6 separate regions of the Homo sapiens genome follow, and regions 2, 3, 4, 5 and 6 are each linked to region 1. The links are chromatin contacts, found by Hi-C or POLR2A ChIA-PET in ENCODE. All regions are on one chromosome and are shown on one strand. Each heading gives the region's core, a stretch centred on a gene start or an enhancer-like site at or near the end of the contact. The rest is flanking DNA. Distances are from core to core; before and after follow the strand shown.

Region 1 (2,700 bases), core at 120-2,619:
GGTGGAGGGGGTGCAGGGGAGTGGGATTTAAGGGTAGATTGGCTGGGAAATGAGGCATTTGGAAGAGATTTTCAAAAACTAAACTCTACGGAGTTCTTGATACGGTGTATTCATTCATTCCGCAGACATTTTCTCCTCACATCCTCAAAGCACCTGAACCTGCCTTTCAGGAGTTCACAGTCAGTGGGTGGGGTGACCACTTTAACCCTTTCACAGCTGTTTGCTGGGTCCAGATCCAGCGTTCAGGGCAGGCGGGAAAGTAAGAGATGAAATCAAGGAGGCTGTGGTGTGGCGAGGAGGGGTGTGAGGACAGCACCAGGGAACCTTCACTTTTTAAAGCCAACCCTTTGCGGCTTTGAGGCCGCCGTGGTGCATTGTTTGCTGGTGAGACAAGCCATCTAGGAACCTGGTCTTCTTAGCCTCAGCCTGGTCTGACTCCACAGCTGAGATTTATAAAGGGGGCGTCTGGAGCTGGATGAACCACTCAGAACACCCTCAGTGCTTCCCCTTGACCCCTTCTAGGTTAGACCTGAGAAAGGGCTTTCTAAAGAGTAGAGTTATCTGCCGGGGCAGAGTGCGTGAGGTTTGCTCAGGGGCAGGGGCTGTGCTGAAGGCCTGGCTATGATTTCTCCAAGCTGAGTGCCCCTTGCCATCCCATTCCATGTTGCCTGCCCGTTCCTTAACTTGCAAGAGGCAACAGCAAAGCCAGATCAAAGCAGGTGGGATGTGCAGCAGAGAGAAAGCAACCAGAGCTTGCATTTGCAATGCACCGCACCATTCTCACAACCCAGTCACGTTTCATTTGCATCTCCTCATGACCCCAAGTGGACAGGTATATGAATATTTGGCAGGGGAGAAAGGTGGGAATCAGAGAGTGGGTAAAAGGTCCTAAGCTCTCTAGGGAGAATTTCTCTGTTGAAACCTGTCCCCAGAGGTCCCAGAGGGCCTAACCTATCACCCTCATGATGAGAACAGGTTCTGCCAGACCACCAAGCCCAGCCCCGCCACTCTCTTATGTCCCTGCTGTTTTAGAAAGACATGATCTCGGCCCCTCCCTTGTCCCCACTGGCACCAAAGGCTGACCCCTTCTCCAGGTCTGAAAGGGCAGGTGCACCCCTCCTGGGACAGCAGGGGGCATTCTCTGGAAGTAGCTTCCAATGCCCACCAAATCAGAACTGATTTCTCCAGGAAGCACCCCTATGCGCTCCACCCGCATCCTCCACCCCCATTCCACAGGGTCAGTCTGGGTGTCCAAGACCCTGGTACTGTTCCTTCTCACATGAAGAGGCTCACTCACCCAGGTCCATGACGCTCTCTGGGCGGTAAAACCACACAGGAAGGCTGTGCCCGGCCTCGCACTACCCCTGTCTGGGGAGGAAGTGGTTCAAGCCCCTTTTAAGTTGTCGGAGAAGCCACCCTCTTCCCTGCCCCTCCCACCCTTGCTCCTCCCCCCAGCCCTCCCTGACTCATGCAGGGCCCCTTCAATGCCTTCAGAGATAAAGGGGCAGAAGAAAGGTGACAGAGGGTGACAGTCGCTGGTCATAGGATCCTGAATCATTAGGTCATTTACATTCAAAAAGCCCCCTGCGCTGCCTGGCAGAATCTAGATGAGGGGCCATTTACTGATTCAACAAATATTTATAGCATGAATATCACATGCCAGGCCATGGGTTAGATGTTGGGGAGTCAGAGATGTGTGAGAGAAGTGTCCCCATCCTTCCCTTGCTCTGCTCAGTGTCACAGTGGAATATAGTCCCAAATGGCTTTCCCTCTGGCTTCTGGGTAGTTTAGGCCAATGGGAGGCACTGACACATAATGACAGGTAAAAGGGAAGAGATATGCCACGATGTATCTTTTTTCTCCCCCCTTCCCCTCCCCTCCCCTCCCTCCCCTTTCCCTCTTCTCCCCTCCCTTCCTTTTCCTTTCTTAATGACAGCTTTATTGAGCTATAATCCACATCCCATAAAATTTACCTTTTTAAAGTATAGAATTCAATGGTTTTTGTATGTTCACAGAGTTATGCAACCATCACCACAATACATTTTAGAACATTTTTTCTCACTCCCTCTCAAGAACCCTGTAATCACTAGCAATGACTGCTCCCCTCCCCTCCTGTCATCGAAAGCCCCTGGCAACCACAAATCTACTTTCTGGCTCTATAGATTTTCCTATTCTGAACATTTCACATAAATAGAAGTATCAATATGTGACCTTCACATCTGGCTTCTTTCAGTTAGTGTTTTCAAGGTTACCTATGTGGTGGTATGGATCCATTCCCCATTCCTTTTTATGGCTGAATAACATTCCATTGTATGGATATGCCACATTTTGTTTGTCTGTCATCAGTTGGATGTTTGGGCTGTTTTCCCTTTTAGCTATTATGAATGATGCTGCTATAAATATTTATGTGCAAGTGTTTGTGTGGACATATGCTTTATTTCTCTTGGGTATATACCTAGAAGTGAAATTGTTGAGTCATATGGTAATTATATATTTAACATTTTGACGAACTATCAAACTGTTTTCCAAAGTGACTACACCATTTTGTTCCCATCAACAATGCGTGAGGGTTCCACATTGTCAACAAAACTTACTATTGTCCATTCTTTTGATTCTAGCCATCCTAGTGGCTGTAAAGTGGTATCTCATTGTGTTTTTTTTCTTTTTTCTTTTTTTTTTTTGGAGATGGAGTCTTACTCT
Region 2 (2,700 bases), core at 17-2,516, 810 kb before region 1:
TGATCCGCCCGCCTCAGCCTCCCAAAGTGCTGGGATTACAGGTGTGAGCCACCGCGCCGGGCCTGGAGCTGCATTTTTGTTGTAAGCACTTTGTTCTTACTTGGATTAGGTTTATTTTAGGGTGGTTTGGGGCAGACTGAGGGAGATTGGAAGGCAGAAACCACCCCCTCAGGACAACCACGTGGATCTCCTTAGGGTCTGGGTAGTGGAACTGGGCCCTGTGACCTTGGAGTTGGAGGGGAAGCTGTAAGCAGGGATGGAACGGGCCACCCGCACCCTCACACAGCTGTGACCAACAGGCACGGTCATCCGCATTCACCTGCCCAACTCCCATGCCCTGAGTCCTGTCCTCCAGGGCATTCCTACTGGCACTACCCCAATTTCCCAAAAGATTCCAGGGATCTCTCTCTCGCTCTCTCTTTTTTTTTTTTTACAGTCTCACTCTGTTGCCCAGGCTGGAGTGCAGTGGCTGATCTCAGCTCACTGCAACCTCCACCCCCTGGGTTCAAGCGATTTTCCTGCCTCAGCCTCTTGAGTAGTTTGGGATTACAGGCGTGCGCCACCACGCCCAGCTAATTTTTGTATTTTTAGTAGACGGGGTTTTGCCATGTTGGCCAGACTGATCTCAAACTCCTGACCTCAAGTGATCCTCCCGCTTTGGCCTCCCAAGGGAGGGTTCCTTCCTCCCAGGCTGAGGCACCCTGCCCCACACATCTACTGGAGGAACTTAGTGTTGGGGCCAGGGGGTGGCTGGGTAAGGCTGGATCCCACACTTGTCAGGCCAGGTTGGGGTAGGGGAGGATACACGGGGGACCCGTCTCTCAGCCGTTCTGGGCCGGTGCCTGAGGCGATCTGCCCCGCCGCCCGCCCTTCCGCCACCACCCAAGTCGCATGCGCGCGCCGGGGCCGACGGGCGCCAGGCTCCACCGAGCCACCCTCCGTCGTGGCGGCCCCTCGTGCCTCTGCGGAGGGAAGGCCGCCGGCTTCGCCAGGGGGCGCGCGTCGGGGTCGCGGCTCTTTGAACTCGGCCCCACGAGGGGACGCGCCATCGGTTTCGTGGCTTGCGTGGCGCCGCAGCAACGAGCCGGTCGCCCCGGGGCGTTGCTTAGTCCGGGCCTCGCTGCGAGTCTGTGGGCGAGGCGGGAGGTGCTTCCTTGGCCAGGCGGGTGGAGGAAGGTGTGGGCGCCGCATCCCAGCGTCGCGGAGCCTCCAGGCGCGGGCAGGCGAGACTGGCGTGCAGCGCGACGGCCTAGTCCCGGCGTCCCACCGTCCCCCACTCCCGCAGGCGCCGAGCCGATTCAGCCGCGCGGCTGCAGTGACACCCAGCGGCCGTCGCGGGAAGTGCGGTCGCCGCGGCCAGGCCTCCGGGGCTCCTGTCTCTCGAGGTTCCCACCCCGGTTACGCGCGGGCACCCCGGAGGAGAGCGGCCGCGCGCTGCAGATGCCCGCGGGGGCACTTCCCCTGCCCCTCCCCCGTTTCCTCCCCGCAGGCGCCCGAGCGCCGGGAGATCCTGCGCAGCGGCAGTGCCCGGAAGGGCGGGGCGGGGTGCAGCAGCGGCGCTGGGCTGTGACCCGGGCAGTTTCACTTCTGGATCCTGCTCGGGCTGTGATAGGACAGCGCGGGGGCAGCGGGGGAACACGCGGGCACGCCGAGATCCGGCGCTCGGGACCCCGATGAGGGGAGGCCTTTCACTCCTGGGGTGTCACGCGACCCACGCTTTCCTCCATGTCCACTCCCACCCCCCATGGGTTCCACTTTGCTGTCCCCCGAGCTGCCGCTCCTCCCCAGCAGACACCGTCTCCGCCGGGGCTGCCGACCCCCGGAGAGGCCCCGAGCGGCGTGGGCGGCGGGAGGAGGGAGCTGTGAAGCCGCAGGCAGGGGGTTAGGCTGCGGGCTGCTGAGACGCCGAGCTGTTTCTCAGAAGTGCAGCTGCCCCTCCCCTCACACCCCCCTCACTCCCACCGCGCGCCGCACCCCTGCCCCCTCTCCGCCGGCCTCCCTTTCCTCTCCCAGGCACCCTAGCCGGGAATCTGGGGTCTGGGTCCACGCAGAATTAAGAGGAGAACCTGAGAAAGGGCGGGGGCCGGGGGTTCAGACCCAGCCTCAGCGCGCGTTATTCCGAGCCTCCTATAATTCCACAGGTGAGGGGATCCTGTCCCCTACCCCTGGGGTCCAGGATTGGAATTTGATAGAACAGTTAGGAAAATGACATCTTGAGAGAGTCAGGGCCCGGCCACTATTACTCTAGCTCCAGCGTCCAGTGAGGAGAGGAGAGAGAGGGAAGACCTGGAGCCCGGCTGGTGCAGTGAGGTTGAGGCCTGTCTTAGGAGTACCAGCTGGAAGGCCCTTCAGAGATCCCTGACTCTGGGGAAAATCAACGCCCAGAAGGGGAAGTCAAGTGTCTGGGCTCATCCCGAGAGGGAGAGGGCTGGGATTGGAACCAGGACTCCAAATAGTTGCGGGAGTCTGCGACTGTCTTTTGCTTGGGACTTCAGAGCTTTGCTGGATTCACTGACTCAGCCTGCTTTCCCTCAACACACACAAACACACACACACGAGACACGTGCACGCGCGCACACACACAGATACACAGACACACACAGACAGACATGCAAGGAGAGAGACAGGCACACATGGAGACAGACACGCACACGCAAAGAGACACACAGCTCCCCAGGAGTCTAGCGGGGCAGCTGAGGT
Region 3 (2,700 bases), core at 201-2,700, 700 kb before region 1:
AAAAACTCTCTGTACTGTTTTTGCAAATTTTCTGCAAATCTAAAACTCTTCTAAAATAAAAAGTTTATATAAAAAGAGTGGATGGGTACTTTTGACAACTATTACTCATTTGGTTAAGTCTCCTCTCATAGGATTTAGTTTATCACACAGGATTTACAACTATCAATTACTTACAGTAACCAAAAAGTCAATAAAACACACTGTGGATATATAATGTACTTTGACTAAAACTGGAATGAAGAACTTGTAGGGAATCAAAGATAATGCCTAAATCTGTCTTCATTATCATCACCTTAAGAAGAGAACAGTTGAGACCAGACCATGTATCCAGACATGGTAACTGAAAATGGGTGGATCTGACTCACTGAGTCACATTTCATGGCTTATGCTATATAGGTAAAATTAACAGTGACTAAAAATGAAATTACTGACAAAGTTTGCTCCTGGACCATATGAGAGAGTCCAAGTACTGACTCGGCTCAAAGGAAATAAAACCGAAAACTCTTGATCTCACCCAAAATAACCATTCTGCACCCTGTCTGAACCTTGGGCTCTCTCTACTAACCAGCCTACTCAAAACCACTACTGAGAGTGGTGTCCCGCTGCTAAGAAACAGACAACACACAGGGCCTTTCGGGCCACCAAACTAGTAGCCAAGAAGGAACCATCAAAGACGCGGGCATGATCCCCTTTGGAGCTCCCCGATCTTGACTAGTCATCCATCCCTACAGAAAAGGCCAATCGGGCTCCATCCCTACAGAAAAGGCCAATGGGCCTTACAATTGGGCCCATTTTTAAAGCAAGGTCACTTCATCAACCTAGATACGTTTGCACTGGGGGAGGTCTCTCACATCGCCTCATACTTGAAGTGAAAATGAAGATTCAACGTTCCTCTAGAGTGGGAAGGCCCGGAAGCGCCTTCTTGGCTCAGTAGTGGCTCTTCTGGGTCTTGGTCTTGCTGGTAAAGAATGCAATTAGGTAAAAATCGCGTGTCAGTTTGAAAGAGATTCGACACCCAGTTTCAGCGTTCATGAGAAGAGAGGCGTAGGAAATCCCCACGCGGGCCTTTCTGCTTCACGTGAGGAGGAAATTGTCACAAGTCTCTGCCTTCCTCAGGTCCCCTTCCTAGGGGATTCCTCATCGCATCCCCTAGCCGCCCTACCCCACCACGGTCCTTGGGACCTCGCGGTGTTCTCTCCTTGATCCCTTCGGCCCCTAGACTGGGGAATCCCCGGAACGCGACACCGTGGCTTCTTTTCCTTTATTCTCTTCCTGCCTTCCGCTCCGCTCAGAGAGCAAGGGGCCAGGAGCGCGGGAAAATGGCGCCGGACGCGAGGCGCGAAAAGTTCGCATGCCTGCTGCCGCGTGGGCGCCAGAGGATCTGGCGATCGCCTGCAGCGCCGTCGCCCCGCCCCCGCGCGCGAGAATCGAAGCACGCACGCGTTCTCCTGCGCGTCCGCTCCCGCCGTTGCGACGGACGGGTAGGGGAGGCGACCCCGGCGTTCTGCTCCGCACTGTGGAGGAGGTGGGGAGGTGTTGGGCCAGGGCTGAGGTAGGAGGGAGTCTGTCCCTCGACGCCTCCTGCGACGCCAGCCCCTGAGCGATGATGCGAACGTGCGTCCTACTCTCCGCGGTGCTCTGGTGCCTCACAGGAGGTGGGGCTCCCTCCACCCGGTCCCCAGGCCTCTCCCTCTGCCCGAGCTTCCCGGTCCTGCCTCCTTCGCCTCGCCCTGCCCTGCCCGACTCTGAACCCTGCTCCTCTTCTAACTAAAAGTCAGTGTTTTATTTCCTCCGCAGTCCAATGCCCGCGTTTTACCTTATTCAATAAGAAGGGCTTCATTTATGGCAAGACAGGACAGCCAGGTAATAAGGGCCTCTGCACACGCGGGCCCATTGGAGGGGCCGGAACTGCGAAGCTCTTCCCGGAAGAGCTTCCTGGAGAGAAGGGGAACGAGCCAGCGTTTATTGAGCATCTATTATACTAAGCATCTGCTTGGCAGTTCACGACGGTCGCATTTTTTCATCCTTACAGCGATCCCTATTGTGTCGCCTTGCTTTAAAGCCTTACAGCTCACAAAGGGCTGGGATTTATTCCAGATCTCTCTCTCAGATGCCATCTCACTTCCAGGTGTCTCTGCTGCTTTGCAACGCGGGAAACCCACGCAAAGGAGTGATTTCCAAGGCCTTCTGTTTGGAATATCTTTAATCCTCCCCTTATTAACTGGAAAAACTCCCACGCATCCTTCAGGGCTCAGCTCAAATGTCCTTTATCTCTGCAGTGAAACTTTCCCAAGGAAAATTAGTTACACAGCTAATTTTAGATAAATTGAGCCAGTTGATAGAATTTGTCATGTTTAGACTCCTTCTGTGTTTGAGTTCTCTCCCCGACCCCCAACCAAATTGTAGGACGTTGTCTTTATGAGCCTGGCATTCAGTAGGCTTTAAAATTAATATCTTTCTGGGTTGCAGTGATTCCAAGCATACCATCGTTCTGTCCACCAAACCAGAAACAAGAAGTAATCACACATCTTCCTAATATGCCCAGATAGGCTTAATTATTGTTCCCAATGGAGAAAATTTACAGTTAAACATCAGGTTTCCCTTAGGGTGATCATGATCATCTATCTTTCTTTCTTTCTTTCCTTCCTTCCTTCTTTTTTTTTTTTTTTTTTTTTGACAGTCTCACTCTGTCACCCAGGC
Region 4 (2,700 bases), core at 61-2,560, 770 kb after region 1:
TTAAAACAAACATCTAGTCAAAAAAAAAAAAGAACAGAGAAAATATATTTTACAACTTGTGCTTTCCTACCCAGAATCTGTGGCTGTTAATATTTTTTCATATTTGCTCTAAGTGGGTTTAAAATTAAGAAATACAGCATTGAGAACTTCTTTGACTTCCATATCCATTCTTATTCCAATCTCTTCTTCTCAGAGACAAACACAATTATACATTTGATATGTATGTCCTTCTAGCATTTTATGGTTTTATAAATGTATTACAAGTCTAAGTTCTTTAAAAATATAAACATAAACATGAACTGGTATTTTTCAATCAACTCCTCTAATTGGATGTACAATTAGTGTGAATTTGAGAGAACTTGTTAGTCCAAACAAGAAGTTCACTTTTTCACCAGGTCTTTACTTGTGATCAGTCACAGCTTAACCTAATGATCACTAAAGGGAAAAGAAAAAGAAAAAGTTTAGAAACATCCTGACTCTCTCAATTAGAATTCAAAACTTTCTAGAATGGATGCCTCACATTGTTACATTTGACCACCTTTGATTCAACAGCCCCTGAGCTTTATGTCTAGCAAGAGATGCCTAGAGCTCTATGGAAAAAAGGGGCAGCAGACCAGACCAAAACTTTGCAGTCTCAGCATATCACGGAGACACAGGGACGTGAGCATGTCAGGTAACTTTCTGGGTTTACACTTAAGCACCTCTGAGAACTGGAAAAACCCTTGGCACAAATTCAATCTTTGTGTGGGCAAACCACTTTAGTTCTTAGTTTCTGTTTACTGTTGGGCTTGGTTCAAATGTTGCATTCTGTACCCCTGTTCTTGCCACCAAAGTTCTTTCACCATGAAGTTGCACGTCTAATCCTATGAGTGTCATGGTTGTTAATCTAAGAATAACATACTGCCTTCAAAGAACAGCGTCAAGTTTGAGAAAAGGAAGAATTACTCCCTTCTCATTAGAAAAAAGACAATCATGTACCCACATGTTTCCTGCTCTTCTCAGTTGCCTAAGTGCGTCTTCTGTTGATAAACAAAAACATTTTTTGCTGCATAGTATTGCTCAAGCAACCCCTCTATGCCTCATTTCCTCATCTGCCCTAAATAGGTTATGCATTTCAGGCAGGCAGATTATTAATTATTTGTTGAGCACTTATTGTGTGCCTACTTTACGTCTGCCATAAAAGTACCACAAGGATCAGTTTAAAAAATGAGAGAATTCCTCAAAATTATTTAAACTGTCTGACTCAAGCTCTAATCTAGCAGGGACAATGGCCAGATGGAGTCCAGGGATGAAGTTTTGAGCTGGCTGCATGGGTTGTTCCAAGGCAGCAATATGCAGGTATGAGCTGTGCCAGGCACAAGAGCACCCAGCTGCAGGGTGGGATGGAGACGAGCTTATGTGCTGCTTGCCAAATCAGGCACCTACAGGCTGCATCCACCCAGAGAGAGAGCCTTTCTCTAAACCATTAATGGTGCACAGGGGTTATTGCAGACCTGGCTGAGAGGCCAAGAGCAGAAAAAGCTAGAGAGAATGGGGGCATATATCAGGAGGCATCAAAGGCCAGAATTAGGAAAAGCTAGAGAGAATAGGGGCAAATAATGCCCTGGAGGCACCCAAGGCCAGAACCAGAAAAGCTGGATCTACCATTAAATCCAAGGGGTGAACATGGGGTTAGAAATGGAGACAAAGGCAAGGTAGTGACAGAAACAGGGCCACAAAAAACGACCAAGCAAAAAAACTGACAATTCACTAAATGCCTAAGACAACTGCAATAGACATTTTGTTTTTTTCTTCTTCTCCTCCTTTCTTCCTCCCTGCCTTTCTTCCTTCCTTCCTCACTCATTCTCTCTCCTTCCCCCTCGTCCTCCTCTTCTTCTCCTTCCTCTTTCTGTTTTAGTAACAATCTCAGAGCACAAGTGTAAACCTTCAGTTAAACAGACAGCAGTGAGGCAGACATCTGCTTTTCTAAAATCCTTGACATCCAAATGTGAAACAGAGCTCACTAAAGCTCAGTTGCAAAATTCTAGATGCTCCTCTCTCCATCTCTAACCCATGGAATATTTTCCCTCTTATAGCCCCTTGAAGTGTCTATGCACTTCAGTTCATAAAATGCTGCCGTGGGGAACCAATCTAATTAAGCACTTACCAAGAAAGCATTCAAACTCTCTCATCTATGTCCTTTCCCTGCCCCCAGAGTGCACCCTTCTTAGAGGCATGTCCCTCTGTGCTGGTCATACCTGTGCATTACCATGCATGGCCTGCAGTCACTTCCCGCAGTGACCCTCCCACGTGTCCCCCTGGCTCTTTGACAATGGACCACACACCCTCTGCTCTCAGGGTCTTGGTAACCCTCATGTTTCACAGCAGCCAGCAGTCAGTCAGCCTCCACAACCAACCAAGATGAAGTCAGCATGTGCAGGTCTGAAATAATTATTAACAGGAAATACAAACACGTTAAATTTTACCCAGGCCTTTAATGATACACTTAATTGTTGGTTTCCTGTGTAGAAAATAGGCATAAGTGGAAACCAGTTCCCATAAAGTGACTAAAATTCCTATGACTTTGACACCACCAGCTCTGTGCTTTACTTTTATCTTTCCATTTGAAAATTCTGATTGTTATAATCAGCAAAAATACCACCAGTTTCATAATCATAATTAGCCATCTTCCTCCTAACACAGCACGCACACACACCTGCA
Region 5 (2,700 bases), core at 119-2,618, 740 kb after region 1:
CAGGCTGGGCGGCGCAGGATGGAGTAGCATGGGCGATAGCAGGCAGGACGGTAGGAGATGGATGTCATGTATGGCTGCCTATAGGTGAGGAGTCCAGAGCAGATTGGGCGGCAGATCGGACGGGAGACCGGGCGGTAGGAAATCGTAGCACTGCAAGGCCGTTTGCTGGAACTGGGTATGTAGAAAGTCCTAGGACAAGTTGGTCGGCAGATGGCAGATGCAGAAGACCCTGGACTGCAGGAAAGAGGTCGGCAGGAGGTAGATGGGCAGGAAACTGGCTCAGGGCAGACAGAAGGACAGCGCTTGACTACATAGCAAGTAGGTTGGCATGGACTGGACACACAGACAGCTGGTGAGCAGGGGCTGGGCTCAGAGCAGATGGGTTGGCAGATACTGGAGACACAACAAGAAGGCTCTTGGCAAGTGCTGGGGACAGAAGGTGGCTCGCACGAGCTCTGAACACAGCAGACAGGGCGGAGGCAAACTGGCTCACAGACCAGAGCCACACACGTAGCTGGCTGGCAGATGCTAGACTCTGAGCAACTTGGCTCACAAGGGCTGGGGTCACAGCAGACAGCCTGGCAGCTACTGGTCACAGAGCAGGTAGGTGTCGGGCACACCGGCTGACAGCAGGAAGGCTCACAGACCACAGGTTGGCAGGAACTAGGCAGGGTGCAGACAGCTGAACAGCAGCTGGGCTCACAGACAACTGGCTGGCAGCAGCTGGATTTGCAGAGGACAGGCTGGCAGGAAGTGGGCACACAGAGGACTGGTTGGCAGGAAGTGGCTTCAGAGCCTACAGGCTGGCAGCAGCTGCTCACGGAGCAAGAAGGCTCACAAATAGCAGGCTCACAGCACACAGGTTGAGCACAGCTGCTCACGGAACAAGAAGGCTCACAAACGGTGGCCTCAAAGCACACAGGTTGGCAGCAGTTGCTCACTGAGCAAGAAGGCTCACAGATGGTGGCCTCGAAGCACACAGGTTGGTAGCAGTTGCTCACAGAGCAAGAAGGCTCACAGGTGGTGGCCTCACAGCACACGGGTTGGCAGCCGCTGCTCACGGAGCAAGAAGGCTCACAAATGACAGGATCACAGCACAGGGGTTGGGCACAGCTACTCACAGGACAGGAGGGCTGACGGCACTGTGGCCCACAGCTGGATGATCCACAGCTGTCTTGACAAGTCACCAGCTGCCATGTCTGGCTCTGGCAGGAACTGGGCAGGCAGATGGGGCCTCCACAGCTCACCTCAGTGGAGCAGAGAGAGGTGGCTGGCACGGAGAAGCATTTCCTAGAAGAGCAACTGCCAGACATGGTGGAGGTGGCCGTGCTTCCTTGTGCTGAGTGCTGAGAGGTTGCTGCCTCACTGTGACAGCTCCCTGAGGCCCTCACTTTTATACCCCCTCACTGGCGTGTTCTGTTTGGGACTCCTGCATCTTTTCCTCATTGTTGTTTGGGCCAGTTTGCAGAGGAACATCTTATTATACCACCGTTTGTTGATCTGGAAGCTGTTTATCTACCCGTAAAGAAGGTGTTTATTTATTGATGTGCTAAATTTGGAATCCTCAGAGCTACAGGTAGTCTTGGAAGAAGCATCCTCACCTCCAAACTGGATAATCTATATTTCTGAGCATTGTGAACAGGGAAAGAAGAATGAAACTTATGATTTATCCACCTTCTAGTCTTCCATACAGGGCCCTGGGTTGGATTCAGAGGATGCCACAGGAATAAGACCTATTCACCCATTCTCTTGGATCTCGCCTTCTAGTGGGCAGATAAGCATGCAGACAAACTCACTGCAATACAATAATAAGTTCAACAATAGACATACAGAGATTAATTGAGAGGAGAGGTGATGAACTCAGTTGGGAAAAGAACAACTGGGCTGGATTTTAAATGACTGCACCTTACAGCAATGATCTTGCTTAAAACCACCAGCAATCTCATGAGGCAGAGATTTTTCTCCACCATTAGAAATGAATAAATGGTCCAGGAACCATGGCTCACGCCTGTAATCCCAGCACTTTGGGAGGCTGAGGCAGGCAGATCACCTGAAGTCAGAAGTTCGAGACCAGATTGGCCAACATGGCAAAAACCCATCTCCACTAAAAATATAAAAAATAGCCAGGCATGGTGGCACACACCTGTAATCCCAAATGCTTGGGAGGCTAAGGCAGGAGAATCACTTGAACCTGGGAGGTGGAGGTTGCAGTGAGCCAAGATCAAGCCACTGCACTCCTGCCTGGGTGACAGAGGAAGACTCTGTCAAAAAAAGAAAAAGAAAAAAAAGGAAGGAAGGAAGGAAAGAAGGAAGGAAGGAATGAAGGAAGGAAAGAAGGAAAGAAGGAAGGAAGGAAGAAAGAAGGAAATAAAGAAAGAAAAGAAAGAAAGAAGAAAGAAAAGAAGAAAGAAAGAAAGAAAGAAAGAAAGAAAGAAAGAAAGAAAGAAAGGAAAGAAAGAAAGAAAGAAGGAAAGAAAGAAAGAAAGAAAGAAAGAAAGAAAGAAAGAAAAGAAAGAAAGAAAGAGAAAGAAATGAAGAAATGGGGGCAGAGGGTCAGAAAGTTTCAGTCACTTGCTAAAGATCACACACAGTCTGTCCCTGATCTAAGGCGGCTGTCCCTCCTTCTCACCAACCTGTCTAGACCTACCTTTCTCAGAAGACTTCATCAAAGTCACATATCGCCAGCTTAGCCCACCGCTG
Region 6 (2,700 bases), core at 117-2,616, 790 kb before region 1:
CGGCTTACTGCAACTTCTGCTTCCTGGGTTCAAGTGATTCTTGTGCCTCAGCCTCCCAAATAGTTGGGATTACAGGCACCCACCACCACACCTGGCTAATTTTTGTATTTTTAGTAGAGATAGGGTTTCACCATATTGGCCCGGCTGGTCTTGAACTCCTGACCTCAAGTGATCCACCTGCTTAGGACTCCCAAAGTGGGGAATTACAGGTGTGAGCCACTGCACCTGGCCTCTCCCACCAACTTTCAATGACCAGACTCCTTGCTGTCCAAAGCCCCGCGCATGACATGCACTGCTCTTGGTCACCTCCTGGGGAAGGAAGGGCCTGGACTGCAGTGCCTTATAGGCCGAGGTCTGGCGCTGCTCTGTCACCTGCCAGCTGTGTCACTCCACCTCTCTGATCCTCCTTCCTTCCATGGTAAAAGAGCCTCACTGGTGGTTCCTAATAGCCCAAAAATACTATGACATTGTAATGCTTACAGGATTATGGACATCAGGCCTTTGGGAAGGGGTTGGAAAAATACTTTTTTTTCTCTTAGAAACAGGTATTAAAACTGCTTCCTGTTGCTGTTAACCAAAGCAGGCAATTTCTCATTAGTTACTTCACAGGGAGATCCGATGGTTTGTTGAAGTGTCAAAACCTCATTAACATGTTTACCACAGGTGAGTGAGATCTTTTTTTCATGTTCTTTTCGTTATGAAAACTTCCTTTAATAAAGTAATACATAAAACTTTTAAAATAAGGAGATGCTATGGTAACCACTTTGGTCTGAATAACATCTGTTTTTTTGGGAAAGAATAAAAATCAGGAGAAATATGCAGAAATGTAGTCATTTTTCTTCTGCATCCAAGAGAGAAATCCATTTTGAGCCAAGTATTTGAGGATGGCCTAGTTTGAAGTGTAGTCAAACAAGTTTATAACAGGAGAACAAGATTCAGAGAAAGGAAATCCCCTAAAGGACAGTATGTGCAAAGGAAGGTCTTCTTGTCCTTTGAAAAGAACAACTTAAACAGAATTATTCTGACAATGTAAAGATGGTGATTCCTGATGGACGTGTGTCCATTTTTTTTTTTCCCATTTGAAACAAAGACATACAAAATTTCTTGGAGAATTAGAAAAAAAAATATTTTTCTCCAACTTGAGAGCATGTTTGTGTCTCAAAATACATTTAGACTTGATCCAATCTGTCCCTCTTCCCCAGTTCATCTCTAATGGATGCAAAATGCTCCCTACTGGTAATTATCGCCAGCCCGCCTGAGATAGCAGCGGGCTGACCTGATGGTCTATTTTCACCTTTACCCTCACAGTTCAAGAGGTCAGGGAAGTCAAGGCTGGTCTGAGTGCTGTGCAACTGTCAGCAAGGATTAAAGGGAATGACTCACTCTTCCTTCACACCTTACCCATTGCCATTACCCTGGCAGCTGAATCTTCAAAAAACAGTGCCTTGGAGAGGAAATATAGGAGAAAGGAGAGAAGAGGAGAAGAGAAGGGAGGAGAGGAGGGAAGAGGAGGGGAGGGAACAAGAGGACAAGAGAGGAGAGGTGAGGTGAGGCGAGGCAAGGCGAGGGGAGATGGAGAGAAAACAGTAGCCCCATGTTTTACATCACTTCATCTCATACACTGCACAGTGTCACAAATAATGTTCCTTTCTCCCTCCGTTGACATTACTATTTTCTATCACAAAGGTTGATTCAATTAAATAATTTAAGGGGTTTCTTTTATTTTTAATTTTTAAAAACCTTTCAAACAAAAGTTTAGGATATAAGTTAATGCAAGAAGATTAGAACAGTGCCCAAAACAAGAATACCATATATATGACAGGAACTCTTAACCTTCTGTATGATGAATGAATGGACAAAAAAGTGAGTGAACAAGTAGTACTGCCCTAAGTAAAACACATGAATGTCGGGCTAATGCGACTGTGTTTTAGATTCTCAGATTTATACCATCTTCCTAAAACAAAAAAGACTCTAAAAACCTAGGATATGGTTTATAGCATAAACACCACATCTGTATAGCCTTGAGAAAAAGGCTATCTGAAGTTACGCACATGGGCTTTCTAAACACACAGTGGTATCAATAATTGCTGCCTTTTATTTCTTTTCTAATTAATCTCACAGACTTGTACATGGGAGGAGACTTCCTGGTCACTTCATCACCTATTCAGTCTCCTCATTTCACAGATGAGTAAAGAGAGGCCCAGAAAGGTTCTGTGATTGGTCTAAACACACAGTTAAGAAATGACAGAGCTAGGATCAGAACCTGGGTCTTTTAGCTTCTAATCCAGTACTCTTCTTATTGCACTACAACACAACTTACGAAAAAAAAAAAAAATTCCCCCAGTTATTCTGGGCCCTGAAGCCCTGAAGTTGCTACCTCAATCAAGAGCTAACTCTACTAGGTTTCTGATTCCAGCACAGAGAGAATGTGATGGTTCAGAAGATGAGAGAAATCAACACCTACAAGATCAGCATCTCTCACAAGTCTGGAAGTAGTGAAGTGAAAATCCTCTGGTTGCAATTGTAGCAAACAAACGAAATAGATCCCCGAGGCAACAGGCAAAATGGCATGAATTTGCACATATGAAACATGCTATATTTTTGAACCCATGAAATACCAAAGCAACTTTTATTATATTAAGTAGGGCTTTAGTTCAACTATAGGTTTAGGGCAACCGAAAATACTAGGGACTGTCTCTC

Evidence for each region. A loop is a pair of places that touch in the nucleus more often than their neighbours do. ChIA-PET counts read pairs that join two places held with the same protein, here RNA polymerase II (POLR2A). Pooled maps may share reads with other maps.
Region 2: a pooled map shows a loop between it and region 1 (5-fold over the local background). The contact joins the enhancer-like site here to the promoter of CCR7 in region 1. A Hi-C loop is called at or near these places in 4 of 37 single-sample maps with no recorded cell type and 5 of 50 pooled maps.
Region 3: a pooled map shows a loop between it and region 1 (5-fold over the local background). The contact joins the promoter of ZPBP2 here to the promoter of CCR7 in region 1. A Hi-C loop is called at or near these places in 8 of 37 single-sample maps with no recorded cell type and 8 of 50 pooled maps.
Region 4: a loop to region 1 is called in a map with no recorded cell type, with 11 times the contacts of the local background. The contact joins the enhancer-like site here to the promoter of CCR7 in region 1. A Hi-C loop is called at or near these places in 4 of 37 single-sample maps with no recorded cell type and 6 of 50 pooled maps. POLR2A ChIA-PET finds 5 or more read pairs at or near these places in 1 of 52 experiments (T-cell).
Region 5: a map of CD8-positive, alpha-beta T cell shows a loop between it and region 1 (7-fold over the local background). The contact joins the promoter of KRTAP16-1 here to the promoter of CCR7 in region 1. A Hi-C loop is called at or near these places in 1 of 168 maps with a recorded cell type or tissue (CD8-positive, alpha-beta T cell).
Region 6: a loop to region 1 is called in a pooled map, with 5 times the contacts of the local background. The contact joins the enhancer-like site here to the promoter of CCR7 in region 1. A Hi-C loop is called at or near these places in 3 of 37 single-sample maps with no recorded cell type and 7 of 50 pooled maps.

The regions. Positions count from the first base shown.
Region 1 is chr17:40,564,103-40,566,802 of GRCh38, forward strand. It overlaps CCR7 (C-C motif chemokine receptor 7), which reads right to left and starts at 1,370. Exons shown (of 3, transcript NM_001838.4): 1 at 1,298-1,370. The coding sequence starts at 1,307. RefSeq lists an enhancer at 9-925.
Region 2 is chr17:39,753,030-39,755,729 of GRCh38, forward strand. No RefSeq gene overlaps it. Among named protein-coding and RNA genes, the nearest start is that of GRB7, 16 kb to the left of the region's middle. RefSeq lists silencers at 892-1,031, 1,072-1,121, 1,262-1,991 and an enhancer at 2,482-2,531. Within about 2 kb of position 1,267, at least 35 of the 41 ENCODE cell types and tissues checked have a DNase peak (open chromatin) inside an H3K27ac peak, as active enhancers do.
Region 3 is chr17:39,866,752-39,869,451 of GRCh38, forward strand. ZPBP2 (zona pellucida binding protein 2) reads left to right here and starts at 1,451. Exons shown (of 8, transcript NM_199321.3): 1 at 1,451-1,655; 2 at 1,798-1,863. The coding sequence starts at 1,604. RefSeq lists enhancers at 271-490, 731-810 and a silencer at 505-720.
Region 4 is chr17:41,338,366-41,341,065 of GRCh38, forward strand. No RefSeq gene overlaps it. Among named protein-coding and RNA genes, the nearest start is that of KRT33A, 11 kb to the right of the region's middle. Within about 2 kb of position 1,311, at least 7 of the 41 ENCODE cell types and tissues checked have a DNase peak (open chromatin) inside an H3K27ac peak, as active enhancers do.
Region 5 is chr17:41,307,941-41,310,640 of GRCh38, forward strand. KRTAP16-1 (keratin associated protein 16-1) reads right to left here and starts at 1,369. Exons shown (of 1, transcript NM_001146182.2): 1 at 1-1,369. The coding sequence starts at 1,313.
Region 6 is chr17:39,772,884-39,775,583 of GRCh38, forward strand. The region is part of intron 7 of IKZF3 (IKAROS family zinc finger 3); the gene reads right to left. Among named protein-coding and RNA genes, the nearest start is that of GRB7, 36 kb to the left of the region's middle. Within about 2 kb of position 1,367, at least 4 of the 41 ENCODE cell types and tissues checked have a DNase peak (open chromatin) inside an H3K27ac peak, as active enhancers do.